Linked DNA regions of Homo sapiens: region 1 is linked to region 2. Evidence: read pairs that join two places in POLR2A ChIA-PET (ENCODE). Cell type or tissue: IMR-90. All regions are shown on one strand.

Region 1 (8,000 bases), 530 kb after region 2:
CGGTTGAAAAGGTAGAGAGGGGCTTCTTCGTGAAAACTCACTTAAAAGAGCTCACATGGTATCATAAGGCATTGGGAGCCCTTGAACGGTTGTGAACAGAGAAACTGATAACGTCTTTGAGAAATGTAAATGCAGGGGAAATACAGTAGATGGACTATAAGAACATCAATCTGAATCACCAGACTTTGGGTCTGGACTAAGGGACATAGAGAATAATGAGTAGGCTACTGAATAATGGAGATAAATGACACTAAAGAACATGCAACTAAGAAATGACAGTAGCCACAGGAGGTAGGTAATTCATTGATGGGTTACCAAGGTGCAGATGACCTGCTTAAATGTTTAGGATTTGTCTTAATTTTATTGATTGGGTGATTCCATAATGTTGATTCTGTTAACCAAAATAGAGGCTCTTAGAGGTAAAGGAAATTTTTGTTGGGGGTGGTGGGAGAAGTTAGGGAGGATGACGAATGGAGTTTCGGAAACACTGAGGTTAAAGTGCCTATGGAGAAAACCAAAAGCTGGATATATTAATTTAGAGCTGAGAAAACTGTAAATATAAAGCACATTAATACCGTGTTGACAAAATGTAAGCCATACACTTAAGAAGAGGTTCTTTTTAAACCAAAGTCAAATGTAGGTTGTTTTATTGTAAATGTCATCAAAATCCAGAACAGCAGAAACATATTAATCAGTTTGAAATTTTAGAAATCCTTTAGCACTTGAAAAAGAGTATTACAAATGCATCTATATCACATAGAAAGTCAGCGAATACAAACTAGACAAGCAGGACATAGTTCTTTTCTGGCATTCCAGGATAATAAGAATATTTATCAATTAAAAGGTCAATATCTGTCTTCCTGAAATAACTCCAAACCTGAGTCAACACACATTCTTTTCGGATTGGTTCTGACTGGCGTAAGAAGAGAAATACAGCATTTTGTTTTTTATTTTGTTTATCTAATCACAGGGAAGGATAAACAAAGGGCAAAAGTGAGAGAAAAAGTTAGATGTCCTTGAATTTTTTTTTTTAGTGGTTGCTACTGCATTTCATGTTTCATTTTTGTTAGATCATATACATTAGAAAAGAATGATACATTTTAGAGAAGAAATATGTACATACATAGTATCAGAAATAATTTTCTTGTATTGATTCATTTAATATGGTTGTGCTTATATTCAATCAGAAGGTCAACTCCTTTGCTCTAAGGTTCTTACACTGCTAACAAGAAATGGCTTTTTTCCTGTTGCAGGTCATGAGCAGCACACAGTGTCCTTTCTAGGCACATAGGATCATCGATCACTGTGTGGACGCAGGCTAATCAGAATTGCACCTGAAATCACTTGTGCAATTAGTGATGCAAGAGTGATCACAGGAATCAAGACTGGGAGCCAAGAGAAAGAACAAGAGGTGCACAAAGAAGCAGTTCGGATGGGAGACCAGGAAAGCTGAGGGGAAAACTGGGAAACAGATTCTGGAAAACTCACAGTTTGTTTGATACCCAGGGTTAAGAGATGGGACTTTGATAGGAGTGGTGCTTATGAATTAAGGGAGGAAGAAAGAGGTGAGATCCTAATGTTGGTAAAGGTACAGAGACAAAGGGAGCCAACCAAGTGGTAAGAAAATAGAAATGGAAAGTAAAAATGAGACTTAATTCTTTAGTCAGGGAAGCCAAGCCACCAGGAAAACTTGGTAAAGAGTAAGAGAAAGAGGGAGAAAATATGAGATAATATTTTGGTATTTTGATATACTAGAGAACAAAATATTATTCTATAGTATAAAAAGAACAAAGTAAGCAATATGATCTATTGGATTCCTATTCACAATGAAAATTATCAAACAATAATTTGTCTCTCAGGCAATGCTACTAGAAGTTACTTATATAGTTGCCTTATTGTTCATTTAATTTCAGTTTAACTGAAGCGATTTTGCCCTTTTCCTTCCTTCTACGTGGTCACTCTGCTGTTCAAAGGGTAAGCACCATTTGTTCAGGTAAAGCAATTGGTGTTTGAAATCCTTCCGATAGATACGCCATCTCAGAGGGCTGCTAATATAACTAACTGTACAAGACACACATAATTTTAGGTTGGCCATTCTTGTGTATAGGGGTAATCTAAAGCTAGTAGTTACACCCCACAAAAGAAAATAAATTCTTATGACCTCTTTGATCCCACCTGAAATATCTCACAATAAACAAACAAATAAATAATAAGCAAACAAAAACAAACAGTAGCCTTCCCCAGTTGCAGGGGCCTAAAATATCTCCTAATCTGAATTTCGTCTCAGGACAGGAAACTATTCCATAGGCTTCCTCGCAGGCTTCTGTGCTGGAGTTTGTCCCACTGACTTTGGTTGTCCATCTCTCTACAAGAAGGGAACATTCTGAAACTTAGTTTAAATACTACTAGGCCTTAGAATCTTTTGTAGGTAGTTGCTGAAACTTGAAGTTGAATAATACTTTGAAGTACTATGTTACATTGCATTATGAAAACCTTCATTTTTGTAGCTGTCTCTTGATCTGCCCAACATGTCACACAAATATAGAAGAAACGGAATCTGCAATACCTAAGGGAAAAAAAAGGAATTATTAGTCTATTTCCTCTTTAGATGCTTTTGAAATTGTAAATTAAAGCAATTTTTCATTTGGGTTCAGAAAGAGTATCTACTGAGAAAATAATGTAATGCTTATCACAGCTTGTCAATGTAAACATGGTATCATCAAAAGCAGATATTAGAAGAGATTAGGCATATTAGAAGTATGCCTAATATTTTTGTTTGAAGAAACTAAAATAATTTTAAAGATTTTAAAAATCCACAACAAAAACTACCTGTTAACTGAATAAATGAATGCATCTGGAAGCTGTATTAAACTAATACATTATTTCTTAGAGGCAAAATAACTTAAGAAATTATTTTAAATACAATTTCATAACTCAAATTCTAAAATTTGAATGTGGGTAAAACTTTAATAAATCACGAGTGTGCTATGCTTTCTTTACACACGAGAACACAGATTGCAACATCATGGCAAAAGCAATAAATAGCCTATCTGAAGACTGGTTTTTATTATAACTAACCGTATCTTCGAAATCTCTTGCAGCTATGAAATACTATCTGCCTTATGCCATTGCTCATAAGAGTAATATGACATCATTGTAACTTTCAGGGAATACTCACTTTCAGGAAGAATTTGAATCCCTGTATGATTACCAACCAGGCATGCCCTTAAAGATTTACATTATGAAAGCAGGTAGAGAGCAGAAATTATCTCCACTCACCCTTAGTAGCTGAGGGATGGAGAAAGGTTGTGGTGAGGGACGTAGTTATAATTGAGGCAATTATGAACCAATATTTGAATTATGTTATTTTAACACTCCTGTAAGAGATTTGAAAGCAGTCACCCCTCAGCCCAAATCCAGGATCCACCACTGCTGCAGTCGGACATAATATATGTTCAGCAGCAAGGGTTAATGATTAGCATCAGTCATTTATCTGCAAGTTCCAAAGATGTACGAGTCCCCAGTGATGCTGAAAAGTGGAGGCCTGATGGGGTTGCTAGTATTCTGGCCAATATATTTCTGTGATGTTGACTTTTTTCAATGAATAACTTATAAAAACTGTCTCATCAGGGTGATAGAACAGATCACTCATGAACTCTCATGGATTCTGCCTTATGGAATGATTGGTTAATAGTCATTGAACATAAACTTTCAAATTTTTCTGTAACTATTTAATCAGTCTCATAATCTGAAAGATTCTGCATTTAAAAAAATTGTATATATGTTGGAACAAATTATAATAAGAAATGACATGATTGCTCTAATATGTAACTTAGTTTGGGTCTAGCTTGATTCAGAAAATATGTTGATTTCTAGACCAAAAGTTTTAGAATATAGGTTTGAATATAGTTTTATAACACGGTTAAAATTCTTAACTAGCTATTTTAGTTTGGTTGGTGGTTCATTTAAAAAGTTGTGTTTCAGGCTGGGCGTGGTGGCTCACGCCTGTAATCCCAGCACTTTGGGAGGCCAAGGAGGGCAGATCACGAGGTCAGGAGATTGAGACCATCCTGGCTAACACGGTGAAACCTCGTCTCTACTAAAAATACAAAAACAAAAAATCAGCCAGGTGTGGTGGCGGGAGTCTGTAGTCCCAGCTACTCAGGAGGCTGAGGCAGGAGAAGAGTGTGAACCCGGGAGGCGGAGCTTGCAGTGAGCCGAGATCATGCCACTGCACTCCAGCCTGGGAGACAGAGCGAGACTCTATCTCAAAAAAAAAAAAGTTGTCACTCAATAAAAAAGCATGTTTGGTATTTGCCTAAGCCTCTCAATTCTAGTGGGTGTTTTGCTAGAATTTTGTAGGTGGCAAGGGGCATATTAAATCACAAACAATACTAATGCTTAGTTTTCGTATATTTTAAAACAAAGAAAAACTCTTGATAATCATTGAGCAGATATTATAATACAGAAATTAAGAAAAATTTATAGTTATGAAATGTAAATTTGGAACAAGAAGACATTTCTGCAGGAGTCCAGTCTCCTAAGCTGTGTGTTTATCTCATTTTTAAAGCAATTAACCTTGGTAAATTATTACTTTATCTTATGTTTTGAGATATATATGTAATATATATTTTTTACTAAGGTCCCTCTTCCTTTTTCAAATACTAATATGTTTAACAGTTCCTCTTGCAAAACACTTTTTTTTTTATCATTTGGTTAAAGGACAAAAATTATTACTGCTAAAGTGGTTTGAGTAGATTGTAACTCTAAAATATTCAAATAATCTCCTTAATATTTATATTGAGGTTTTAAACACAAACTCATGACTTACCACAAACATTACTTCCCATTTTGACATGGGCATAACCATCTACTCCCCAAGAACTTCCCCAGGAATTCCGCACAATCCAATATGGAGTGCTTCCTACAGTGAAACATAAATAGTAACAAATCCTGAAAACTCAAATTTGTTATGAATGTTTAAGTTTCTTTATTTTAAGTTGGATTCTTGCTAAGGATAGTAGCTCTGAGAAGAAGATTAAAAATGTAATTTAATGGTAACTTAAACTACTTTATTTTAACTAAGTAAACCTGAGCAGTACTTACGGACACTCTCCAATCAGTAGAAATATATGTTTGAATTCACTTCCCTTTATACAGGGACTGCATAAAATGAAAACAAACACTAATTTCCAAGGAATCAGAAAAAGAAAAAAGAACTTTTAGATACGTATGATAAAATAATATGCACTTACCTTTTCCCAACAATTATTCTAAATGTTCCCGATACAGTTTTATATCAACAAAAATTATCATCATTTTAACAGGATATCCACTCAAAAATTGACAGGTGGAATCTGACAAGACATTTACATTGGGAACAGGCCCCCCAAATCCGGCCATAAACTGGTCCCAAAACTGGCCATAAGCAAAATCTCTGCAGCACTGTGACATGTTCGTGATGGCCATGACGCCCACGCTGGAAGGTTGTGGGTTTACCGGAATTAGGGCAAGGAACACCTGGCCGAACCCTGGGCAGAAAACTGCTTAAAGGCGTTCTTAAGCCACAAACAATAACATCAGCAATCTTGTGCCTTAAGGACATGCTCCTGCTGCAGACAACTAGTCAGACCTATCCCTTTATTTCGGCCCATCCCTTTATTTCCCATAAGGAATACTTTTAGTCAATCTATAATCTATAGAAACAATGCTTATCCCTGGCTTGCTGTCAATAAATATGTGGGTAAAGCTCTGTTCGGGGCTCTCAGCTCTGAAGGCTGTGAGACCCCTGATTTCCCACTCCACACTCTATATTTCTGTGTGTGTGTCTTTAATTCCTCTAGCGCCGCTGGGTTAGGGTCTCCACAACTGAGCTGGTCTCGGCACATTTACTCCTATAAGATTGTTGAGAAGTTGTGAAGGTCTTATGAGGACTTAATCATAGCAGAACCAAATTTCAATGTTCTACAGTATGGTGATCATTTTGCACTCAGTGTCCATGCTGGAAAGCAGTCAACTGAGTCTTATCAGCACTTACCTGTTTTATCAAACCCAGTTATGAGAACTGCATGATTTGCTTCTCCACTAGAGCAGTGATGCTGTATAATGCCTCCCAGATAATCTTGCCAGCTCACTGCATCTACTATGACTACCAAAGGGCCAAAGGTAAGAAGTGCTTTTGCCATTTCATCTTCTTGGTCACTACCAAAAGAGGAAATATTTGGTTAGAAAATTTAGTTTTTAAGGTAAAAATAACAATGATCTATATAATCTGTGTATGATTCTGAGTAGGTTTGGTTGCAGTTACAAAGGACCTAAACAATGGAAGCTAAGTCTGAGAGACTGGTAGTCTATGGCTGGGATAGGGTTTCAGGATATCAGGAACCCAAGCTCTTTCTCTATCATTGTCCTGCTATTCAAAGGTTTCCATTTTCAGGGTCCATTCATGGTCCAAGATGGTTGCTGGGACTCCAGCCATTTAACACATATTTAAGACAGCAGGAAGTAGAAAGCAGAAGTGATACATCTCTGTTGAGAAGACTTCCCAGAAATAACCCGCAACACTTCCACATATATCTTCACGGATCTCATTGGCCAGAACTCAGTCATATGGCTAAGTCTAGCTTAAAGGAAGATGGGGAATGAGTTCTGTAGCTGGCTGGAAAATTAGTTAAGACATAGGGCTTCTTTTATTAAGGAAAGTGGAAAGACTAGATATTTGGCGATACCTTGCCATCTCTGCCACACCATGAGAATCAAGAGACTAACTCATGTTAGTCATTGTCAAATATAGAAATTATAGGGAAGGGCTACTCAAAAGTGGCTAATATAATTATACAATAGAAGCAATGTTAAGCAAATATTTTAAAAAGAGAAGAAATGTTAGGATGCCCGGAGAACTAGGTGTTCAACTGTGAAGACTGCAAAATACACAATTATTGTTTTCACACATGGACATAAAGTCTCATATTATACAACATTTGTCCTTCATTGATCTTACAAGTGAGTGATCAAATCATTATTTACACTTTTCAAAGGTCAGCTTTGTGGGTGAAGGATACTGAAACCAAGTTCCTAATAGTTCAAACTATTAAGATAACATTTGATAGTTTACTGCTATAGCAAGCCATGGGTGGATTAGTGGTAATAATCCACTAATAAGTAAGTAAATAATCTTTCATGACGACCAGCTGGAGACCAGTTTCTAGAGAGGGAATATTTTGTCCACAGAGGAGCAAAAAGTTGACTGCATAATAATGGAATTGATTGAAATAGAAACTATATATTCATTTTATACATTTATTCATGTTAACTATTAACATGAATATCTGCTTTTTGAGATCTATAAGTAGATATTTCTAATTTTTGCTACTGTAAAACAGTTCATATTAACTAAGATTATCCTGAGACAGGCAAAATTGTAAAATTTTTAAAAGGCATCATGATAGGTTATAGGTTTTTAATTGTCCCACACCTGGGTTCAAATTCCAACTATACACTGCAGCCATTCAACCTACCATGCAGAATCAATACAAGGATAAAATTATGGCATACAATTTTGCAAGACATAAATTATGTAGCATGCCCAGCACATAAGTTTTACTCCAAGTTTACAATAAGGATTATTTATTTCCCTCATTTCTAACTTATCTAATAACTAATTGTGTTCCCCATAGGATTTAGTGTATAAAGTATATCTTATTGTATCAAAATTCTTAGCATAGTTCATGATTTAAACATGATATATATAATAATCTTTCTATCAACCAGAACACAGCCGTCTCCATCAATTGAAGAAAACAAAGGATTACTGGAAGTTCATCTCATCAAAGATCCAGTTTCAGGGATACCAGGAGAAAAGCAGAAAGATCAAGAAGAAGGAATATTTTTAGAATGCAAAGGGTAACTGACATTGCAGAATCAAAGAAACAATTTAGTAATAATCCCTGATTTGGGCCAGAGCTGAAAAAAGATATCAAAGATTAGAAGTAAGAAATAGA
Region 2 (8,000 bases):
GGCTGGTCCAGAATTGCTTGAACACAGGAAGCGGAGGTTGTGGTGAGCCAAGATCTCACCACTGCACTCCAGCCTGGGCGACAGAGTGAGACTCCATCCACAAAAAAAACAGAAACAAACAAACAAACAAAACCACAAAAACCTTTAATAGTTGCTGTCTCTGAGGACTGCGGTTATCAGGAGACTTACCTTTTCTGTCTTTCTAGTTTTTTATATGTTCATATCCAGATTTTAATGTATTATACGAACCTATTCCTTTAGTAGCCTCCTAAATAGTCTCCCTGCTTCCCTTCCTGCCTGTGATGTACAAAGGCTTCCCATGGCATTGTGCTGGAGAAATTATGCTGCTCCTAGTAAAAGTCTTCGTTCTCTGTGCCTAGTTAATCTCCACTTACCCATCAGTACTCTACTCAAGGTCTCCCCAACTTCTTTATGGAAGACTTCTGTAGTGGATGCTGTGACCTGCCACCCAGATGTCACTTCAGGACCAGGCCCTCATTCCCCAGCTGCTGGGAGACTTGGAGGCTGATGCTGGCAGATGAGTCTCACTCTGGAAATGCCGTGGCTGAAAGAAGCTGCCTGGGGACAGCCTGCATCCATTACCTGGTCCACTGGAGGAGGGAGATGGGGTGGGCAATAAAAGCTCAGACCCCTCGCCTCAATTCAGTGCAATTTTGAAGGGTCATCTACCATCTAAAACTCCCTGTGGGATTGGCTAAGACCTTTGTTGCAACTCCAGTGCGGTTTTCTCTGCCTGCCGAGGCCTGCTAGCTTCACCCTCTCACAGGTGCTGGTCTTAAGGGCACTTCCCAAGAAACTTCCTTAGCCAGTAACACCTTCTTGACCTCCCAGGCTAGGGTAGTTTCCTTTATTATATGCTCTTTCAGAGCACGTATCTCCTTTCTAGGTTTTACATCTATTTCTGTTATCTGGCCAATGTCTGCCTGTCCCATCAAATGTGATAGCCACAGGGTGGGATCTATATCTGATTTTATTCACCATTGCATTCTTCCATGCGGGCATTTGGTTTAGAAATATTTGTCGAGTGAACAAACAACATTATTAACCATTTAATCCCTTAGGAGGCCATCAACTTTACTTAGGGCTGCAGAATGTCTCATTCATTCATTCAATAAATATTTACAAAGAGAAGCTGGATTCCTACCCTTTCAACACCAAAATAACTCCAGATGGTTTAAAGATGCTTATATATAAGAGAATGAAATCAATAACTTTCTAGAATAAAGATGAGTAGATTTTAGAAAAAAAATGGAATATTAAGGGTCTTCATAAGCATGACCACATAAAATTCTAAGCCTTTATAAAGCAAAAATAAAAATTAATAAGCTGGCCGGGCATGGTGGCTCATGCCTGTAAAACTAGAACTTTGGGAGACTAAGGTAGGAGGATTGCTTGAGGCCAGGGACTAGCCTGGGCAACATAGTGAGACTCTGTCTCTACAAAACAAACAAACAAACAAACAAACAAAAATTAGCTGGGCATGGTGGTGTATACCTGTAGTCCTAGCTACTCAGGAAGCTGAGGCAGGAGGACAGCTTGAGGCCATGAGTTCAAGGCTGCAATGAACCATGATTGATTAGACCTGTAAATAGTCACTGCATTTCAGCCTGGGCAGCATAGAGCCCATCTATATTTATATTTGAAAAAATAATTAAGACAAACAAAGAAAAAGTATTTGCAGCTGAGTGCGGTGGCTCCTGTTTGTAATCTCAGCATTTTAGGAGGCTGAGGTGGGAGGATCGCTTGAACCTAGAAGTTTGAGAACAGCCTAGCAACATAGTGAGACCCCGTATCTACAAAAAATGCAAAAATTAGCTGGGTGTAGTGATGTGTGCTTGTAGTACCAGGTGTACTCAGGAGGATGAGGAGAGAGAATTGCTTGAGCCTGGAGGTCTGGGATACAATGAGCTGTGATGACACCACTGCACTCCAGCCTAGGTGACAGATCAAGACCCAGTTTCTAAAAAAAAAAAAAAAAAAAGAAAAGAAAGAGAAAGAAAGTAAAAAAAAATTTAAATAAAAAACAGTATTTGCAATACTTACATAAGACAGCTAATATACCAAGAACCCTTACAAATCAAAAGGTTAAAAAGCCTACATAAAAATGGGCAAAGAATGTGAAAAACTATTAGAAACCTTATTTATATTCTAGGAAATTCAAATTAAAACAATAATACAATATCTTTTTTTCTATAAAATTGACTGAGTTGAATGATTGACAATATCCAGTCTTGACAAGAGCGTAGATAAACTAGGAATTTAATTCACACTTGTTGGAAAAATTGTCCTGAACTCTTTGGAGTGCAGTTTGGCAATATCTATTAAATTAAAAGCATTCACCATTTTTTTAACCTCACAACTCTACTTCTAAGAATGTATTTGTCTAAGAGCATGCGTTTGTACAGATTGTACAAAGTAGAGCATTGCCACATTTATAATTACAAAGAAAAAAGCCTAGGCAACATAGTGAGATCTTGTCTTTACAAAAACTTTAGCATGGTGGTGCTCACCTGTGATCTCTGCTACTCAGGAGGTTGAAGAGAGAGGATCACTTGGGCCAGGGAGGTTGAAGCTGCAGTGATCTGTGATCACACCACTGCACTACAGCCTGGGTGATAGGAGGAAGGATCACTTGGGCCAGGGAGGTTGAAGTTGTAATGAACTGTGATCACACCACTGCACCACAGCCTGGGAGACAGAGGGAGAGGGAGAGGCAGAGAGAGAGGGAGAGGGGGAGAGGGAAAGAGAGAGAGAGAGAGAGACAGAGAGACAGAGAGAGAGAGAGAGAGGGAGAGACAGAGAGAGAAAGAGGAAGGAGGGAAGGAAGGAAGGAGGGAGGGAGGGAGGGAAGGAGGGAAGGAAGAAAGAGAAGAAAGAAGAAAGAAAGAAAAAGAGAGAGAGGAATGCTTCATTAATGCAGATTGCTTAAGTACATTGTGATTAATTCATACAATCAAACTCTAATAAACATCTGTCTTAAAGAATGAGGCACCTCTCTGCGTACTGAAATGTACTGTATGTACATTTGTACTGAAATATAAGGAAGTGTGTACTCTCTATGTACATGAAAAGAGTCCGTCATGTATTAAGAGGAAAAAGCATGTGGTAAATGAGGTTATTTCCCATTTTGGATGCATGGAGGAAAATATGGTGTGAATGTGTGTGAGAGAGAGTGCATTAGATTAGGCACAGAAAACACATCTGCAGACACATAGCACAAATGCTTACTAATGGAGAGTTGGGGGTGATGGGCAGCTTCTACCCTCTCTGTCATGTGCTTCCTTGTGTTTGATTTACTAATAATGAGTTCACATGACTTTTGTAATCCTAGAGAGAGGACAGCACATACGAAGGTCTGAAGCAATAGGATACATTTAGGGAAATGCTAAAATTGGTCCAAAAAGGATGGCAGGAAGAGATGATATTGAAGAGGAAGGCGGCAGGCAGGTGGCCCAGGTGAGCCCACGCTGTGCCGAGGAGTGCGGGGTTCATCCCGGGGCAGCAGGTTTTCTTTGTCCTCACTGGCAGCTCCTCTCAGTTTCTGAGGCTGCCTCCTCGTTTTCTGCCCACATCAGAGTGTGGGAATTTCTAATCTAATCCCTCGGGAGGCCATCAACTTTACTCAGGGCTGAAGAATGTCTTATTCACTCAATAAATATTTACAAGCTCTGCACTTTGGCTCATGCCTGTAATCCTAGCACTTTGGGAGGCTGAGATGGGAGGATCACTTGAGTCTAGGAGTTGAAGAGCAGCTGGGGCAACATAGCAAGATGTGTCTCTACAAAAAATAAAAAATTAGCCAGGTGTGGTGGCACACACCTGTGGTCCCAGCTACTCGGGAGGCTGAGGTGGGAAGATCGCTTGAGCCCAGAAGGTCAAGTCTGCGGTGAGCCTTGATCACACCACTACACTCCAGCCAGGGTGACAGAGTGAGACCCTATCTCAAAAACAAAAACAAAAAAATAATAAAAGAAGAAGAAAAGAAATATTTACACTGGATTTCTACAGATTCAATCCTGCTGAAAGTCAGTCCTACTTCCTCATCTCTTCTTCGTCTACACTGTCTCCTTCTGTGATATCATCCATATTCCTGGCTGTAAAAAACATCTTTGTGTGCCCACTCCCATGTCCTCTCTCCTGCTTGATTTCCCTCTGAGCACAGACTCAGGGATGTAATTTTCTCCTTGGCACCTTCATCTGATAGTCATCTCACATGAAAAAATTAACTTTGGCTTTTAGCCACCCCACCAACTTGCTCCTCTTCTGACCTTCATCTCAGTAAACAATGCCACCATCCACCCACTTGCCAGGAACAGACACCTATGGAGTCTTCTTTATCTTTACTTTCATTTCTGTGACAAAGACTAGCTCTATTGCCCAGGCTGGAAGGCAACCTCCACCTCCTGGGTTCAAGCAAGTCTCCTGCCTCAGCCTCCCTTGTAGCTGGAATTACAGGAGTGTGCCACCACGCCCACTTAATTTTTATATTTAGTAGAGACGAGGTTTTACCATACTGGCCAGGCTGTTCTCAAACCTCCAGCCTCAAGAGTACTCAGCCTCCCAAAGTGCTGGGATTACAGGCGTGAGCCACCATGCCTGGTCTTAAGGAGTCTTCTTGATGCCTCTCTTTTCTTTCCTGCATCCCCCTCTGCCTTCTAATCCATTATCAAGGTTGGCCTGTTTTATATCCAAAATAGACCTCAACTTGTCCACTTGTCCCCATCACTCTTGCCACCCCTAGTCCAAAGTGCAGAAATAAACACAGAGCACTCAAATGAGAACAAACAAAGTCAGTTATTCAGTTTGCTATAAAAGGGAGGTGGCCACCATCACCTGCATTCGGCAGAGCTTCAAAGGAAGGGCAAGGGCTGGGAATGCTTTCTTCCTTTCTTTTTCTTTCTTTCTTTTTTTTTTTTTTTTCTTGACCAAGTCTGGCTCTGTTGCTCAGGCTGAAGTGCAGTGGCGCAAACACTGCTCACTGCAACCTCTGCCTGTTTCCCAGCCTCAAGCCATCCTCCTACCTCAGCCTCTTGAGTAGCTGAGACTGCAGGCATGAACCACCATGCCCAGCTAATTTTGTTTATATTTTATAGAGATGAGATTTCACAATGTTGCCCAGGCTGATCTCAAACTCCTGGGTTCAAGTGATCTGCCTGCCTCAGCCTTCCAAAGTACTGAGTTCACAGGCATGAGCCACTGCACCCAGCCTCTTTTCACTTTCTTTTTTTTTTTTTTTTAATTATGATTATACTTTAAGTTCTGGGTACATGTGCACAACGTGCAGCTTTGATACATAGGTTTACATGTGCCATGTTGGTTTGCTGCACCCATCAACTCATCATTTACATTAGGTATTTCTCCTAATGCTATCTCTCCCCCAGCCCCCAACCCCCGGACAGGCCCCAGTGTGGTGTGTGATGTTCCCTGCCCTGTGTCCAAGTGATATTATTGTTCAATTCCCACCTGTGAGTGAGAACATGCGGTGCTTGGTTTTCTGTCCTTGTGATAGTTTGCTGAGAATGATGGTTTCCAGCTTCATCCATGTCCCTGCAAAGGACATAAACTCATCCTTTGTTATGGCTGCATTGTATTTCATGGTGTATATGTGCCACATTTTCTTTCTTTATTTCTTTTTTTTTGGAGACGGAGTCTCACTCTGTCGCCCAGGCTGGACTGTAGTGGCGCGATCTCGGCCCACTGCAAGCTCCGCCTCCTGGGTTCTCGCCATTCTCCTGCCTCAGCCTCCCGAGTAGCTGGGACTACAGGCGCCCACCACCATGCCCAGCTAGTTTTTTGTATTTTTAGTAGAGACGGGGTTTCACCGTGTTAGCCAGGATGGTCTCGATCTCCTGACCTTGTGATCCATCCACCTTGGCCTCCCAAAGTGCTGGGATTACAGGTGTGAGCCACTGCACCTGGCCCACATTTTCTTAATGCAGTCTATCATTGATGGACATTTCGGTTGGTTCCAAGTCTTTGCTATTGTGAATAGTGCCACAATAAACATATGTGTTCATGTGTCTTTATAGTAGCATGATTTATAATCCTTTGGGTATATACCCAGTAATGAGATTGCTGGGTCAAATGGTAATTCTAGTTCTAGATCCTTGAGGAATCGCCACACTGTCTTCCACAATGGTTGAACTAATTTACACTCCCACCAACAGTGTAAAAGTGTTCCTATTTCTCCACATCTTCTCCAGCATCTGTTGTTTCCTGACTTTTTAATGACCGCCATTCTAACTGGTGTGAGATGGTATCTCATTGTGGTTTTGATTTGCATTTCTCTGATGACCAGTGATGATGAGCATTTTTTCATGTGTCTGTTGGCTACATAGATGTCTTCTTTTGGGAAGTGTCTGTACATATCCTTTGCCCACTTTTTGATGGGGTTGTTTGTTTTTTCTTGTAAATTTGAGTTCTTTGTAGATTCTGGATATTAGCCCTTTGACAGATGGGTAGATTGCAAAAATTTTCTCCCATTCTGTAGGTTGCCTGTTCACTTTGATGGTAGTTTCTTTTGCCATGCAGAAGCTCTTTAGTTTAATAAGATCCCATTTGTCTATTTTGGCTTTTGTTGCCATTGCTTTTGGTGTCTTAGACCTGAAGTCTTTGCCCATGCCTATGTCCTGAATGCTATTGCCTAGGTTTTCTTCTGGGGTTTTTATGGTTTCAGGTCTAACATTTAAGTCTTTAATTCATCTTTTTTTTTTTTTTTTTTTTTTTTTTTGAGATGGAGTCTTGCTCCGTCACCCAGGCTGGAGTGCAGTGGCACGATCTCAGCTCACTGCAAGCTCCGCCTCCCAGATTCACACCATTCTGCTGCCTCAGCCTTCAGAGCAGCTGGGACTACAGGCACCTGCCACCACGCCCGGCTAATTTTTTGTATTTTCAGTAGAGACAGGGTTTCACCGTGTTAACCAGGATGGTCTCGATCTCCTGACCTTGTGATCTGCCTGCCTTGGCCTCGCAAAGTGCTGGGATTACAGGTGTGAGCCACCACACCTGGCCCTTTTATCCATCTTGAATTAATTTTTGTATAAGGTGTAAGGAAGGGATCCAGTTTCAGCTTTCTACATATGGCTAGCCAGTTTTTCCAGCACCATATATTAAATAGGGAATCCTTTTCCCATTTCTTGTTTTTGTCAGATTTGTCAAATATCAGATGGTTGTAGATGTGTGTTGTTATTTCTGAGGCCTCTGTTCTGTTCCATTGGTCTATATCTCTGTTTTGGTACCAGTACCATGCTGTTTTGGTTACTGTAGCCTTGTAGTATAGTTTGAAGTCAGGTAGCATGAAGCCTCCAGCTTTATTCTTCTTGCGTAGGATTGTCTTGGCAATGCAGGCTCTTTTTTGGTTCCATATGAACTTTAAAGTAGTTTTTTCGAATTCTGTGAAGAAAGTCATTGGTAGCTTGATGGAGATGGCATTGAATCTATTAATTACTTTGGACAGTATGGCCATTTTCATGATATGGAGTCTTCCTATCCATGAGCATGGAATATTCTTCCATTTGTGTCTTCTTTTATTTCCTTGAGCAGTGGTTTGTACTTCTCTTTGAAGAGGTCCTTCACATCCCTTGTAAGTTGCATTCCTAGGTATTTTATTCTCTTTGTAGCAATTGTGAATGGGAATTCACTCATGATTTGCCTCTCTGTTTGTCTGTTAATGGTGTATAGGAATGCTTGTGATTTTTGCACATTGATTTTGTATCCTGAGACTTTGCTGAAGTTGCTTATCAGCTTAAGGAGATTTTAGGCTGAGACAATGGGGTTTTCTAAATATACAATCACATCATCTGCAAACAGGGACAATTTGACTTCCTCATGGTGTCTTTGGAAGTGCAAAAGTTCTGAATTTTGAAGAAGTCTAATTTATCAATTTTATTGTATTCTATCTATCTATAGATCTATACATACACACAGTTCTGATTTGCCATGGTTCGACTTAACAACATGAGGTTAGGAGGGGAGTGAGG

The links. ChIA-PET counts read pairs that join two places held together with the same protein. Peaks named below come from ENCODE experiments on the same cell type or tissue, not always from the same donor. Only the 100,000 strongest peaks of a DNase experiment are listed, where the experiment ranks them.
Region 1: POLR2A ChIA-PET joins it to region 2 with 13 read pairs; 3 of 35 experiments call an interaction of 5 or more read pairs at or near these places.

Annotation. Positions count from the first base shown.
Region 1 is chr4:155,923,505-155,931,504 of GRCh38, forward strand. CTSO (cathepsin O) reads right to left here. Exons shown (of 8, transcript NM_001334.3): 6 at 6,038-6,201; 7 at 4,832-4,924; 8 at 614-2,566. The coding sequence ends at 2,532. Among named protein-coding and RNA genes, the nearest start is that of TDO2, 24 kb to the left of the region's middle. In IMR-90, no CTCF peak of the experiment used is centred here; no DNase peak of the experiment used is centred here.
Region 2 is chr4:155,389,355-155,397,354 of GRCh38, forward strand. No RefSeq gene overlaps it. Among named protein-coding and RNA genes, the nearest start is that of MAP9, 16 kb to the left of the region's middle. In IMR-90, no CTCF peak of the experiment used is centred here; DNase peaks (open chromatin) are centred at 3,307 and 3,637; H3K27ac peaks cover 619 bases.